Linked DNA regions of Homo sapiens: region 1 is linked to region 2. The links are chromatin loops, found by intact Hi-C in ENCODE. Cell type or tissue: A673. All regions are shown on one strand. Links, peaks and the distances in the headings refer to the core of each region. The heading gives the core; the rest is flanking DNA.

What was found. Hi-C counts contacts between places; a loop is a spot of excess contacts. Peaks named below come from ENCODE experiments on the same cell type or tissue, not always from the same donor. Only the 100,000 strongest peaks of a DNase experiment are listed, where the experiment ranks them.
Region 1: it touches region 2 in a loop (1.8-fold over the local background); 2 of 110 quality-filtered maps call a loop at or near these places.

Annotation. Positions count from the first base shown.
Region 1 is chr21:26,068,121-26,074,662 of GRCh38, forward strand. The region is part of intron 3 of APP (amyloid beta precursor protein); the gene reads right to left. Among named protein-coding and RNA genes, the nearest start is that of APP, 99 kb to the right of the region's middle. In A673, for the core only: no CTCF peak of the experiment used is centred there; a DNase peak (open chromatin) is centred at 3,021; H3K4me3 peaks cover 1,151 bases; H3K27ac peaks cover 1,416 bases.
Region 2 is chr21:25,900,086-25,906,627 of GRCh38, forward strand. APP (amyloid beta precursor protein) reads right to left here. Exons shown (of 18, transcript NM_000484.4): 15 at 4,939-4,992. Among named protein-coding and RNA genes, the nearest start is that of GABPA, 170 kb to the left of the region's middle. In A673, for the core only: no CTCF peak of the experiment used is centred there; a DNase peak (open chromatin) is centred at 3,746.

The DNA.
Region 1 (6,542 bases), core at 1,783-4,282, 170 kb after region 2:
ATACCATACTCAGAAAGCCATGTGCGAGGGAGGCTATAATCAAGACAGGAAGAGGCATTTTCACAGATAACTTCTTAACGGGGTTGTAGACTGTCACTCTCACGCCCCTCACTTGTTCTTTCCAACCTATTACCATCTGGCCTTGCTCCAACAATCTGCAACTCTTCTTTCAAGGTCAAGAACAACAAATGCCATCAGTCTCTTCTCAGCCCTCCAGTTCTCTGACTACTCTGCCACATTCTCTTTTTTTTTTTTTTTTTAAAGAGACGGGGATACCCTCTGTCAACCAGGCTGGAGTGCAGTGCTGTGATCATAGCTCACTGCAGCCTCCTGGGCTCAGACAACCTTCCTGTCTCAGCCTTCCAAGTAGCCGGGACTACCGGCACATGCCAACATGCCTGGCTAATTTTTTTTTTAATTATTTTTTGTAGAGACAGGGGTCTCGCCACGTTGCCCAAGCTGATCTCAAACTCCTGGCCTCAAGCAACTCTCCTAGCTTCAGCCTCCCAATTTGCTGGGATTCTAGGCATGGGCCACTGAACTTGGCCCACTTTTCTTCTTTAAATTCAATCTTCTCCAGTTTCCACCAATCTATCTCAAGCCAATCATTCTTTCCCTCTCATTGGCTCCTCTTTTCATAATTCTGATTATAAAGTAAGGCTCTGTCTTCTACTCTTCTTGCTTTCTCACTCAGACATATCATCCATGCCTAAGGGTCAACAGCCTCCTCCACTCTTTCAATTCTGACCTTTCACTTAGCATTCCCAGTCGCTTGCTGCATGCTTCCAATTGCAGGGTATTAATTACTTTTAGCAAATGTACTAGAATCAAGTGCCCAACTGATTATCAAATTCCGGAAGTGTACCCAAAGGACAATGACTAATTCCTCATTGGGTCAAAGTCTTTCCTATGTGGAAGCAAGAGAAAGGAACAGAACTAACACTGAACATTGTGAGGAGCCCAAAACATGACTCCTGCTGAACACATTCTATTTGGTTGTAGAACCCAACCAATATAGGCCCCGTTGATCGATTTCCCCACAACAAGAGGAGGTCATAAAAATCATGCTTCCACTTTCTCAATAGATACTTATCGCTCATGAATGTCTGTGAATCAGAAGACCATGGGACTATAACTCTACTCCACTCAAACTCTCCATACTCCCAAAGCTGGACCTCATGGTCCTCAGATCATGTAATACTCAGACACAGCACTCCAGTAAACCACTTTCTGGCCAGAAACTCATCCTTCCCATAGTTCCTCTCCCTTCCATCCACTACAGCTTGTTCATCATGATCCTGAGGTCCTGGATGCTGCAGCACTCTCTGCAGTTATCAGGGGAGGCTTCACTGCCTTCAGTTCATTTCCCTGCCAGCCTGGTCTAGGACCCTCAGCACACACACTCATCACTGCACATATCACCAACGACCACCCACATGCTTTTGATGCCCAGGCTCATTTGGTCCAGCCTATTTCTCTCCTAAGTGTGAGACTCAATAAATACACAACCACCCCACTGTGCTCTTCAAGAGCTTATTAACTGCCTCTTTTAGATTCTCCTGGGTATAGTCCAGACTTAAAATGCCTCACTTTGGGAGACAATGTAATTTAACCATTGGAGGAACAAATGTTGGTCTATATATTTCAGGCATTTTCCAAATAAAAACCTCCAAGAAAAAGCAAACTTGTATCTTAAAAGATGCAGAACTATTTAGGGCAAAAAGTACACAGAGAATGAGAAAGAAAAAAGATGTCACTGCATTTAACAAAAGAGTTAACAATATTGTTAACAATAACAAGAGTTAGCCATGAAGTAATTAGGATATAGTACTTGAAACTGGCACCACCTTTTACCAGGCATTACAATATTGCTATGAGTTCACAAAGCTCTGTTAGAGCAGAGGAAAAAGAAGGATTTGAATTCTGTCACTGTACTAGCAACACCACCTAGGGATGAGGAAGACAATATCTAATAGAATAACAAATAAAGTAAGTATACATGATTCATCAAGCTCTTCAATAAAAATGTATTTTAGAATTTATCAACATCCCTTTTGAATCATGTTTCAAAAATCACACAATCTGTTCAAACACGGATAGACCCCCAGATAAATCAGAATCTCTCTCTCTGTTACCACGCCTCTGTGGACTTAGAAATCACCACTTAGATTTGTAAACAAGGCTTAGTTTCATTATTGTAAATCAATTTGGCAGGACTTATCACTCCACAGAGAGCTGAAATAATTGAATTTCTGGACTTCTAAGGAAGAAGGTTTAAGTACATTAAGGCTTCCAAAAGGAAGATCACCAACTCTTCTTTAGCAGAAAATGCCCCTGGAGAATTTTGAACCATTTCTTGATCTAGTGGCAACTGGATGTTATCAGTGGCAACTAAGGTATCTGTCTACACCTGCTGAGGCTCACAAGTAAAAACTAAAAAGTACTGTGAATCTCTGTGATAATGGAGCGTAAAGCTACCACTTAAGTCTTTATTACTAGTAAGTAACGGATTTTAAGAAAAAAAGAGATACTCAAATCTATCTATAGATAACCAAAAAACCAAACAAAACACCCAGAAAAATCTAAGGTTGAAGAACATATATAATTTGAGACTTTTGAAACAAAACACCCAGAAAAATCTAAGGTTGAAGAACATGTATAATTTGAGACTTCTGATCAGAGCCTTCCTCAATAATGTAAGTTTAAAAACTATTACCAAAGTGACAAGATCCCATGTCAGATAGCAGAATGAGAACAAGGCTACTCTTCAACTTAGTCATCCTCTTTTATCACTACAACTTCAATCATAGATGTAAATGGAAATTTCTGCTTCCTTTGCTACTTTTCTGCTTGACTGAATTTTATAATGAAAAACGTCTGTTCCTTCCAGGCAGAGCACGAGTGTCATTCAAATTGTACACACCAGGCAAAGAGTGAATGCATTTGTTTAGATGCAAAAATCATTTAAATATGTGTCATTATAGGCTGCAGCACATTTGCGGATTCGGCAGTTTAAAATTCTCTTAAGCAATAAAGCAAGGCATCAAATGAAAGTGCACTCAGGCTTCAAACATCTTCAGACTATGTTTTCCTGTTTGCACACAGCGAGCCCCGCCTTCCTTTCCTGACCCCACTCAAACAGAAAGCAGTGGAACCATGCCCTAGCCCATCCTATTACCCCAAACGTCTTCCAGGTCAGCAATCCAAAGTCACGTGAAAGCTCCATCTTCAGTTTCCCTCTCCAGGGAGCAAATATTTTGAAGAGCAAGCATTCCAAGCAAGCAGAAACTCAGCCTTTAAATCAAACTAAGCTTAAAAGTAAGGTCCTGCCGCACACAGAAGGCAACAGAAAAGTGTCTGAAGAGATAGCTCCCATTTTATATTTAACATTTAGAAATGAGAAAACTGTGTGTGATTAATGCTTATAATTAGAGGGGGTTAACCCTTATTTCAAATAATGTAGTTCCTGTCTTTCATTTAAAATTATAAAGATGACTAAAATGTACATGAAAGGAAAATTACAGTTAGGATCTGCTGTGTTTTAACCCAGAACTGTGGTTTTTTGAAGAAAATGCTGGAAAAGATTCTGATTTGGTAAGAATATCTGGATATGAGAATCTTCTAAGAAAGGTGATTTACCATTTTCAGGCCAAAGGCAGAGAGTTTCTAACAATGATAAAATTAACAGGCTGTAGGATCTTCATTCTCTAAGCTTCAGGTGACCCTTTTAATGACTAAATAAAGTGTGTACTCAAGGTCACCCACGAGGAAGAAAAAGGTCAGTTCCCTCTCTTGAGGGACCCCCTCCCCACTCACGCTATTACACAGCAATTCTAGAGATTCACTTCATTTTTGGTTTATGTTCAAACTGTCTGGATATTTCAGGGCCTTCGCTTTTAAGTTTCCATAATAGGGCAGTTGACTATTTATATAAGTCCCTGGAAAATGTGTATTTTTAACGTCATCTAGAGTAGGCCACCTTTGGGGGAAAACAGCTAATGGGTTAAAAAGCCAACTGGTGTACCAAGTATGTACAAAAGACATCTTTTATAACAGTTCTCACGTGCAAAAGAACATTCATTAAGTATAACAATAAATAACAGGCAATATGTGCATTTTTCCAGACCCTAAGCACTTGATAAAGCCATATTGTCATTTTACACTCATTTTTAGTAGCTGTTTAATTGGTATTCCTGTATAGGACAGTTTTGTAGGTTTCCGGATTATTTCACATTCTCTTCTTCCTAGTTATAAATTTTGGTACAACTGTAAGCTCTCCTCACACTGTAATAATTACATTGCTGAGACCACATCTGTTTTTTTAAAAAAGATATTTTGCAAAAAATATATTTAAGTTGAAGTATCTGAAATACTTTTCAACGTCAAACTTTGAGAGGATTATGCTTAATTATATATCTTCACATCTTTAAATTGTTAAAAATGAATGCATAAATATTTCCTAGGGATTTATGCTTGATTCATTTGATTCTTACATACTAGTTGTTATTTACCGGCAGAGAAAGCAAAAGCAAAAAAAAAGAAAGCAAAAACAACAAAAATAGTTGATTCTGGTGCTAGTCCAGAATCAGGTTGATTTCTGCATCAATAGCAGGGTTTCTACATTAAATTCATTCAAATTTAATTAGTTCTCTGCATAAAATCAAGGGTCTAGGAGAATTTAATAAAAGCTGAAAACAATCCTATCCTTTGCCTGAAACAGATTTTTATCCCAAATGGTACTCAGCAATAAGCCAACAGAGAAAAATGGAATAACAGACATATGCCATGTTCACGAGTTCTCTGTTTAACCTAAGAAGTCTGAATTTGCCATTTTTTGATAAGGAACTGGTGTACATCTTAGAAGAAATATTCCATTGAGTCTGAATTCTTGGTGGAGCACCCGCAGAAAGAGAACCAGTAAATAGTATGTATGAGGCCTGGCCTGGACATAATGACTCAGGAATCATCAATGCAGGCCTCTGAAAAACCACTGCACTTATGAGATCTCCTAGCAAGTATGTGTTGTGTGAGAAAATGGACAACCCCAGGGTACTCCTATTAAACACTGATATTTAGAATTTCTGAATTCTGATTCTAAATATTTTGCAATATTTGGAATTTCTGAATCCTAAATATTGCAAAAGGTGGCGCGGGGAGGACGGGGAAGGGAGCCTGAAAGGAAAATGGAGGACAGCAGAAAGAAAATCAGAAGCAGCAGAATGACATCAGTGTGGGGAGAATGCACCCATCAACCGATGCCACTGAGAGACTGTGGAGGACACAACAGTGCCCAGTGAGTCCGACAACCAGAATGATAGCAAAGAGCTCATTCCCTGGAGCTCAAGGAACAGATGCCTGATAACAGGTGACTGTGGAGGGAACTGGAGGTTACGAAGATCACACAGGAACTTCTGACTACCATATAAAGAAGCATATCTGTGAAGAGACAGAGCGAGGGTGGAAGTTAAAGGAATACACAGAGTTGAATGACTGGAGTGAGGGATCAGGGAGCTCTAAAGAAGAGGAAAAATATGAGAAGGCTAAATACTATTGAGATGTGAAATTAAATACAGGGTCAGTAGGCCAAGGGTCTTTATGAAGTCAAAGATCAGATACAATGAGAGTAAAGGACCTACTGAAGAAGCTGTGTGCACAGATGCCCAGGAATTCAGACTCACCTAAGAATTTAGAACAAAGGTGGAAAAAGAAAACTAAGCTCAAATTATTTAAATAGTACAACAGGGTAACTTCTTGACATACTGAACATGAGCCTATTCATGTTAAATATGCTTGGAGAATATCATTAGTCCATGGCTTACAATCAATTCTAAGCTTTCAAGAAAGCAAGAGCTACAGGACCTATTCATAAAAATATAGCAACATTGGGAAACTAATTATCTTCCCAGCTGATAAAGATACCATCCAATAAATAGGGGGATCTTCAGTGACATCCAAACCTTCAAAAAATATATTTTAAAATGTTATACCACGTTCTCGGAAGGTAGTTAACACTAAAAAAGATTTGGGGGAACTGAAGCTGAGTAATATTCTTGAAAATACAGGTACCTAATCAATAAATAAAGAGAATGCCCCCCAAATTTTTCATGGCATGAAAATACTTAAAGGTTTAAGAGGGGAGTACCTACATCTATTAATACACCAAACACCTACTGAAACGCCACATTCATGTAATCACTTAATAAAGACATTAAAATAGGATGACAGGAGTTCATGTTTAGCATTTATAAATAGTATCCTAACCTTTAAGGTACAACATAAGAATCTGAAATTTCTAAAATCTATTATCACTGAATAATATTTAGAAGCAGATTTCTGTGAAAATTAATTCTTAAGGCCAGGCGTGGTGGCTCACGCCTGTAATTCCAGCACTAGGCCGAGGCGGGCAGATCTGTTGAGGTCAGGAGATCGAGACCATCGTGGGCAACATGGTGAAACCCCCTCTCTACTAAAAATACAAAAATTAGCCAGGCATGATGGCGTGTGCCTGTAGTCCTAGCTACTTGGGTGGCTGAGGCAAGAGA
Region 2 (6,542 bases), core at 2,607-5,106:
AACCTTTCTGACACTTATTTTTATAGGGTAGTGATGCTAAAACTCTCTTAATTCTCACTGGCTGTATATTTTAATCTTTCTATAGCCCTTTTAAATCTGAGATCCTTATATAACCAGTGATTTCTTTAGAGCTCACTCCTTTTCTGTTATTAAGATCTGGCAACGTGCCAAGCACGGTGGCTCACGCCTGTAATCCCAGCACTTTGGGAGGCCAAGCTGGGTGGATCACTTGAGGTCAGGAGTTTGAGACCAGCCTGGTCAACATGGTGAAACCCTGTCTCTACTAAAAATACAAAAAAAAAAAAAAAAAAAAAAAAAAAAAAATTAGCCAGGTGTGGTGGCGGGTGCCTGTAATCCCAGCTACTCCAGAAGGCTGAGGCATAAGAATCGCTTGAACCCGGCAGGTGGAGGTTGCAGTGAGCTGAGATTGTGCCACTGCACTCCAGCCTGGGTGACAGAATGAGACTCTGTCTCCAAAAATAAATAAATAAATAAAAGATCTAGCAACACAATAGGTTAGAACTATATTTCTGAGATTTTTAAGAAAACTTTCTTGAACAGTTTGAAGAGTCTTCCCTTTTAGATTTTGGAGCCAAATATTTATACTGAAAAATAAAAGTAAAGAATGAGCTCTGGCCGGGCACAGTGGCTCACACCTGTAATCCCAGCACTTTGGGAGGCCGAGGCGGGAGGATCACGAGGTCAAGAGATCAAGACCATGGTGAAACCCCGTCTCTACTAAAAATACAAAAAATTAGCCGGACGTGGTGGCAGGCACCTGTAGTCCCAGCTACTAGAGGCTTAGGCAGGAGAATGGTGTGAACCCAGGAGGCAGAGCTTGCAGTGAGCCGAGATTCGTGCCACTGCACTCCAGCCTGGGCGACAGAGTGAGACTCCATCTCAAAAAAAAAAAAAAAAAGAATGAGCTCTCGGCCAGGTGCAGTGACTCATGCCTGTAATCCCAGCCTTTGGGAGGCTGAGGCGGGCAAACAGTTTGAACTCAGGAGTTCGAGACCAGCCTAGCCAATATGGCAAAACTCTGTCTCTACTAAAAATACAAAAATGAGCCAGGTGTGGTGGCACATCCCTGTAATCCCAGCTGCATGGGAAACTTAGGTGGGAGGATAGCTTTAGCCCAGGAAATGGGGGTTGCAGTGAGCTGGTATCATGCCACTGTTCTCCAGCCTGGAAACAGAGACAAATCCTGTTTTAAAAAAAAAAAAAAAAAAAAAACAAAACCAAGAGCTCTCCACTAAAAACTTTACAAGCCCACACTACTTTTGAAATGATACTGTGAATACTTTTGGTGGTCCAAAAAAAAAAATTCATATTATCAAGTCAGCATGACAGATAAATTCATGTTTACAGCTCAATAGTTTGAGAAGCTCTTGGCAGAAGAGCTCTTGCTATAATAGTTCATGTTTGTTTAGCATGAATAGTCATCTAGGGAAGACTTTTTACATTAAGCAAATCTTACTAAAAGACAAAATCAGTAAGCTGGCACATAGGGAAATATTCATAATAAGGTGATAATGCATGTAATAAAATGTGATGAGTAGTTTCAAATAAATGGCAGGGACCTTGGTTTGCAGGCTTACTTAGAGGTCTTTCTTGAGTTGTGCTGATTTCACCCTAAGCCCTGGTGACTCCAGCTCTCTCTTCCTGTAAGTCATGATGAGTGGACAGAGCCTTTTGTTCATGTGGGGGCTAAGGGAGGTATGTCCTTCATGACACCTCTTGCATGGCTCGGGTCAAGGACCTGGTTTCCCTTTATTTGGACTGCAGAAGGGTGGTGATGAATTGTAACAGAAAGGGTAGCTTTCTACCCTATGTGAAGAGCTCGCTAATGTGTTTTTCTTTTTTATTCTGGTCAAACTGTATAATTAGTCCTTCAGAGTCTATTTTTTCTTTGGAAGTAAGCCAGGAGGAGGAGCTATAATGGCCACTATGCCCCCAAATCACCACTGTTATTACAATGGTCCCTACTTGACACTGCATGCTGGAAGCTACCATATTCTGTTTTTTTAGATATGAGAGTTAAGGAGAAGCCATTTTCCTCAGTCATGATTATAAAGCACTGGGTGGGGGAAAAACAAAAACCTTTTTTTAACTTGTTTCTGAGGACAACAGTGATTATTCAAAAACAATGCCATCACTTGAACGGCATGACAATCTTGGGAAGGCTTTCTAAGTTTGGAAAGGCTAAAGATATAATTCGGCACATTAGACTCAAGTGGGTGGTCTCTAAAATGTGAAGAAGAACCAAAGCTATGCTACAAAACACGGGGAAATTAGCCCAAATGTTTGATAAACTTACTACAAGCACAAAAACAGAACACACGCATGGCTTAATACATGTGCAGTAAATACTGCTATTCATAGACAAACCTTAACTAGAATCTTCCTCACTTCATATCTGAGCATTCTTTCTCAACTTTAGCCATCTTACTGGGCAACCCAAGCCTACGCTGTGTATGAAAGGAAGCTTGGCTTAGGCCACCCTCTCTTCTGAATAGAATTGTTCCCTTCTTCTTTGCCAATCCAGGTGCCTCAAATCTTTCATAACCTCTCTGGAAGCCCATCTCCAGTAAGTTCTCTACTTAACATGCCCCTGGGTTAGTACTCCATCTCCTCCCATCACAGAACATTCTTGTTAGCACTTAATGTTGCTTTGTATTTCCTTGTCTTCCAAATTCCATCTCATGTTTCCAAATATGCAAAATTCCTTCTATTATACCTCAAGCTCCTGAGAGCAGGGACCCTACCGTTTAATTTCTTTCAAACCTAGAAAGAATTTAGTGGATTGATCTTTGTGAAATCCCCAAGTGACATCATATTCTTACTGTTATGAGAAAGGTTTTGGATGGTTTTCTCCCACCAGTGTAATACCATTAACTATTCTCTAGCTCTTCCTTTAAAACACACTGTTTTTGTTTGACAGCGTTTGGAGGTGTCCTTTTTGTTAGATTTAGATTAAAAAAAATTTTTTTTAAAAGAATAGGCCGGGCATGGTGCTTATGCCTGTAATCCCAGCACTTTGGGATGCCGAGGTGGGTGGATCACCTGAGGTCAGTAGTTCGAGACCAGCCTGGCCAACATGGTGAAATCCCGTCTCTACTGAAAATACAAAAAAATTAGCTGGGCATGGTGGGGCGCATCTGTAGTCCCAGCTACTTGAGAGGCTGGGGCACAAGAATTGCTTGAACCCCCGAGGCAGAGGTTGCAGTGAGTTGAGATCGTGCCACTCCACTCCAGCCTGGGGGACACAGCGAGACTCCATCTCAAAAAAAAAAAAAAAAAATCAAAAAACAATTTTTTTAAAAAAGAAAAAAACATTGACTGGTAGTGTCACCTGTTCCTGGATGTTTCAATAGTAACATATAGGCTCTCCTGGCCCAATGTAGAAATTTGATAAAATTGAATGAGTCGAATGAGCGCTTTCTAAGTTACATTTTATGCTTGTAGATGAAGAGCATGTCTTTTAAAGAGAAGCACCATGAAAAAAGTCCCAAGGCAAATGACCAACCTGAGCTGGCTGTGGTTGCAATTAGAACTGAACTGACCCTCAGCCCGAGGCCTTACAAGTTGGCTGAGCAGAACAGGAATGTCAACTCCTGGCTCCTTGAGATTCCCTTACATGACATTGACAATAAGGAGGACATTAGAAGAACTGAAACTGTCTCTGACTCACTATAATTTAAGTTCCCCTTAAAAGCCTACAGACAGAAATTCATAAATCAACGAGACCAGCTGTCAAGACGTGTCACACTACTGTCTCTGCTGCCACTGTTAATCACAGCATAAAGGCATGAAGATGCCACAGGCAGACTCTCAGTCTTCATCAGTGACCGTGCTTGGAGGCAGTCATGGCTCGAGCCTGTGGTGGAAGTGTGAGGGACAGGGTGGGTCTCCTGGTCTGCTGCTGACTGTATCTGAACCAGGCAGCAAAGGTTGACCTCTGTGTATTAATATCTTCAAAGAAAGTTAATTCCCTGTTCTTTGACTATCGCCTGGGGACATTATGAGGATAAAGAAGAAAATAAATATGGAAAAGTATGTGTTATTTGGGATTAAAATCTCCCTGGAATACACAAATTTGTCAATTCAATAACTTTCTTCCTCTTTTTGATTCACTGAAAGCACTGGCTACTATCAGTTGGGTGAGGTTGTTCATAGAGTAGACACCAGGCACATATATGCTTCTGCTGTGCTATGACATTATTCATAAAATAAAAATGTGTTTCTTCTTAATGTTTGTGAAACTGTAAAAAAAGAAGTGTCTATTTCAGTGTTAATGGGATTTTTAAGTAATACATAAAAAAAGGGCTTATGTGCAAAATTATGCATCCACATCTGTTGTGTTACTTTAGCCACTCATTGAGAATAAGTACATACAACCCACAAAACAGAAGATGTATTTTGGGCTCTGGAAAGAAACCAATTCTGGTATTTTCAGGAAATCATGTCTACTTCAGTAACTGATTGAAGTTTGAGCCCAGTTCAGTTAGAAAATTACCCATCTGGACACCAAACAAGAAAGGAGAGATGTTCACACTGGTATCCAAGTCATCACCTGAGAGTCTACATCTATCTGGGCTTCTGTTTTTAAGGACAGGCTGTATATAATCGTCTCTGTTTTTGTTTTGTTTTGTTTGTTTTAAAGAAAAAAGAAAAAAAAAAACCCAAATTTGGAAGGGCTCTCTTTTAGGTTTCAAAGGGAAAGCTCAGAAACAAAAAAAATCATTTCACTCGGAACTTGGGAAATGAAGAGTAAGGAATAGTCAAGGGGAATTTTTAAAAGTTTGGTTTCTAAGGTCACTTCAAATTCTACTCTGCAGTAAGTACAATTGAGAGAGGCTTAAAATGCAGAAAGGAGACAACGTCTGCTCGAGCTTAGGCCCAAGATGCGGAGAGGCACAAGTCAAGCGGTTCTGATACCTGGTCGAGTGGTCAGTCCTCGGTCGGCAGCAGGGCGGGCATCAACAGGCTCAACTGGGCACAGGAAGCAAGGGACACAGAAAGCAAACAAGACAAATCAAGATGGTAAGTCGTGGCTCCCAAACATAGTCGAGCAGGGAAAAAAGCATATGCAATAAACAAGTTACAAAAAAGGAGCAGCCAGAAAAGAACCACAGTGAGTTAATCCCGAGCATCGAGGACCAGGAGGGGCACCACTTTAAATGGCTTATCGCTATTGATGTGCCAGTCCTGCTCCTTAGTTTTCTAATAAAAGCCCTCACCAGGATACGCAGCAACATCAAAGAAGAGGGGTGGGGAGGGTGGATTTCCCTCTGAGCTAGTTTAGAGATAGTTTCTTGGCTTTTGATTAGAAATAAAATATTCCCAGCCTAGCAGAAAACCTTAAAGATACTTCCTTTTACAACTGCCCAATCTTATCTTATTTTACAGTTAATTAACTACAAAAGGACTCTGTTAAATTTCCAGGGGAAGTGCAAATATGAATTTATCAGGAGAGCAAAGTTTTACTATATAATCTGCCATTTAGTGAGTGAATCAAATTTGTCCTTAGTATGAGGGCAGAAGAGGGAAACCGCAGTCTTTTTCTCACTTTTTCAAAAAGGCTGGCTTCCATTTGACAGATGACATACAGCTGAAACGTGTGAAATGAGGATATTTCATTTTATATTTGCCATTGTTCACAATTTTCCCTTTTTATGTGTTCTGGGTCCGACCCAAAGAAAGCAGTGTGGACAGCATGATATTCCTCACCATCATCTGACCTTTCCAAAGCACTTCTGATGCTCAGAAAATACTTCCTTGTTTTACGCTGGCGTTTGAAGAAACAAGGAATGGGGACAAAAGTGAAGTTTTTAGGATTAATAATGGTCATAGGGTAAATGAAGCCACGGAGGTAGGTGCAGGGGGAAGCTGCTTTGGTAAGGTGGCAAGTGTAAAGGGAAAAAGGTAAGACAAAGTGAGCACAGGTGCTGAAGGAGACACGGTGTGCTCGATGAAATGGCTTCTAACAATTTCAGCAAAACCATCCAGCTTACTGATGCACACAGGCCAGGCATTCAAAGGTGGGATTCTCAGTCCAAATCGATTTTGGATGCCACATGTTAATAGAAACAGTGAGGGAGAAAAAAAGTGGCAGTAAGCCAAGTCTCCAAAATATAAGAAAATATTTCCGGGAGCACTAGGATATTTGGATGAAATAAAAATTTGGTCCTTTCTCATGTAGAGACTGGCAGCATGGTGGAGTCAAAAGGAGGGTGAGGCATCTAATCCCAGGCCTGGGCCCAACATTTACAATGTCTGTGGCCTTGGGATGCGCCACTTCTGTGGCTGTTTCTCCATATGGAAACAGAAATGTTAACATCTGCATCTTCTAATTATGGTGAGGAACAAATAAGTAACCTTTAAAGCCTGTTTGAGACCCTACCAGATACTACAGAACTGCACTGATTAAATATCCTATGATTAAATATTCCATAGTAACTACTGATGCGAGAGTGACTATTCTCTAGTATTTCACTAGTGCATTAGAGGAAGACATAGTTCACTTCCTTCTGCAACTCCCA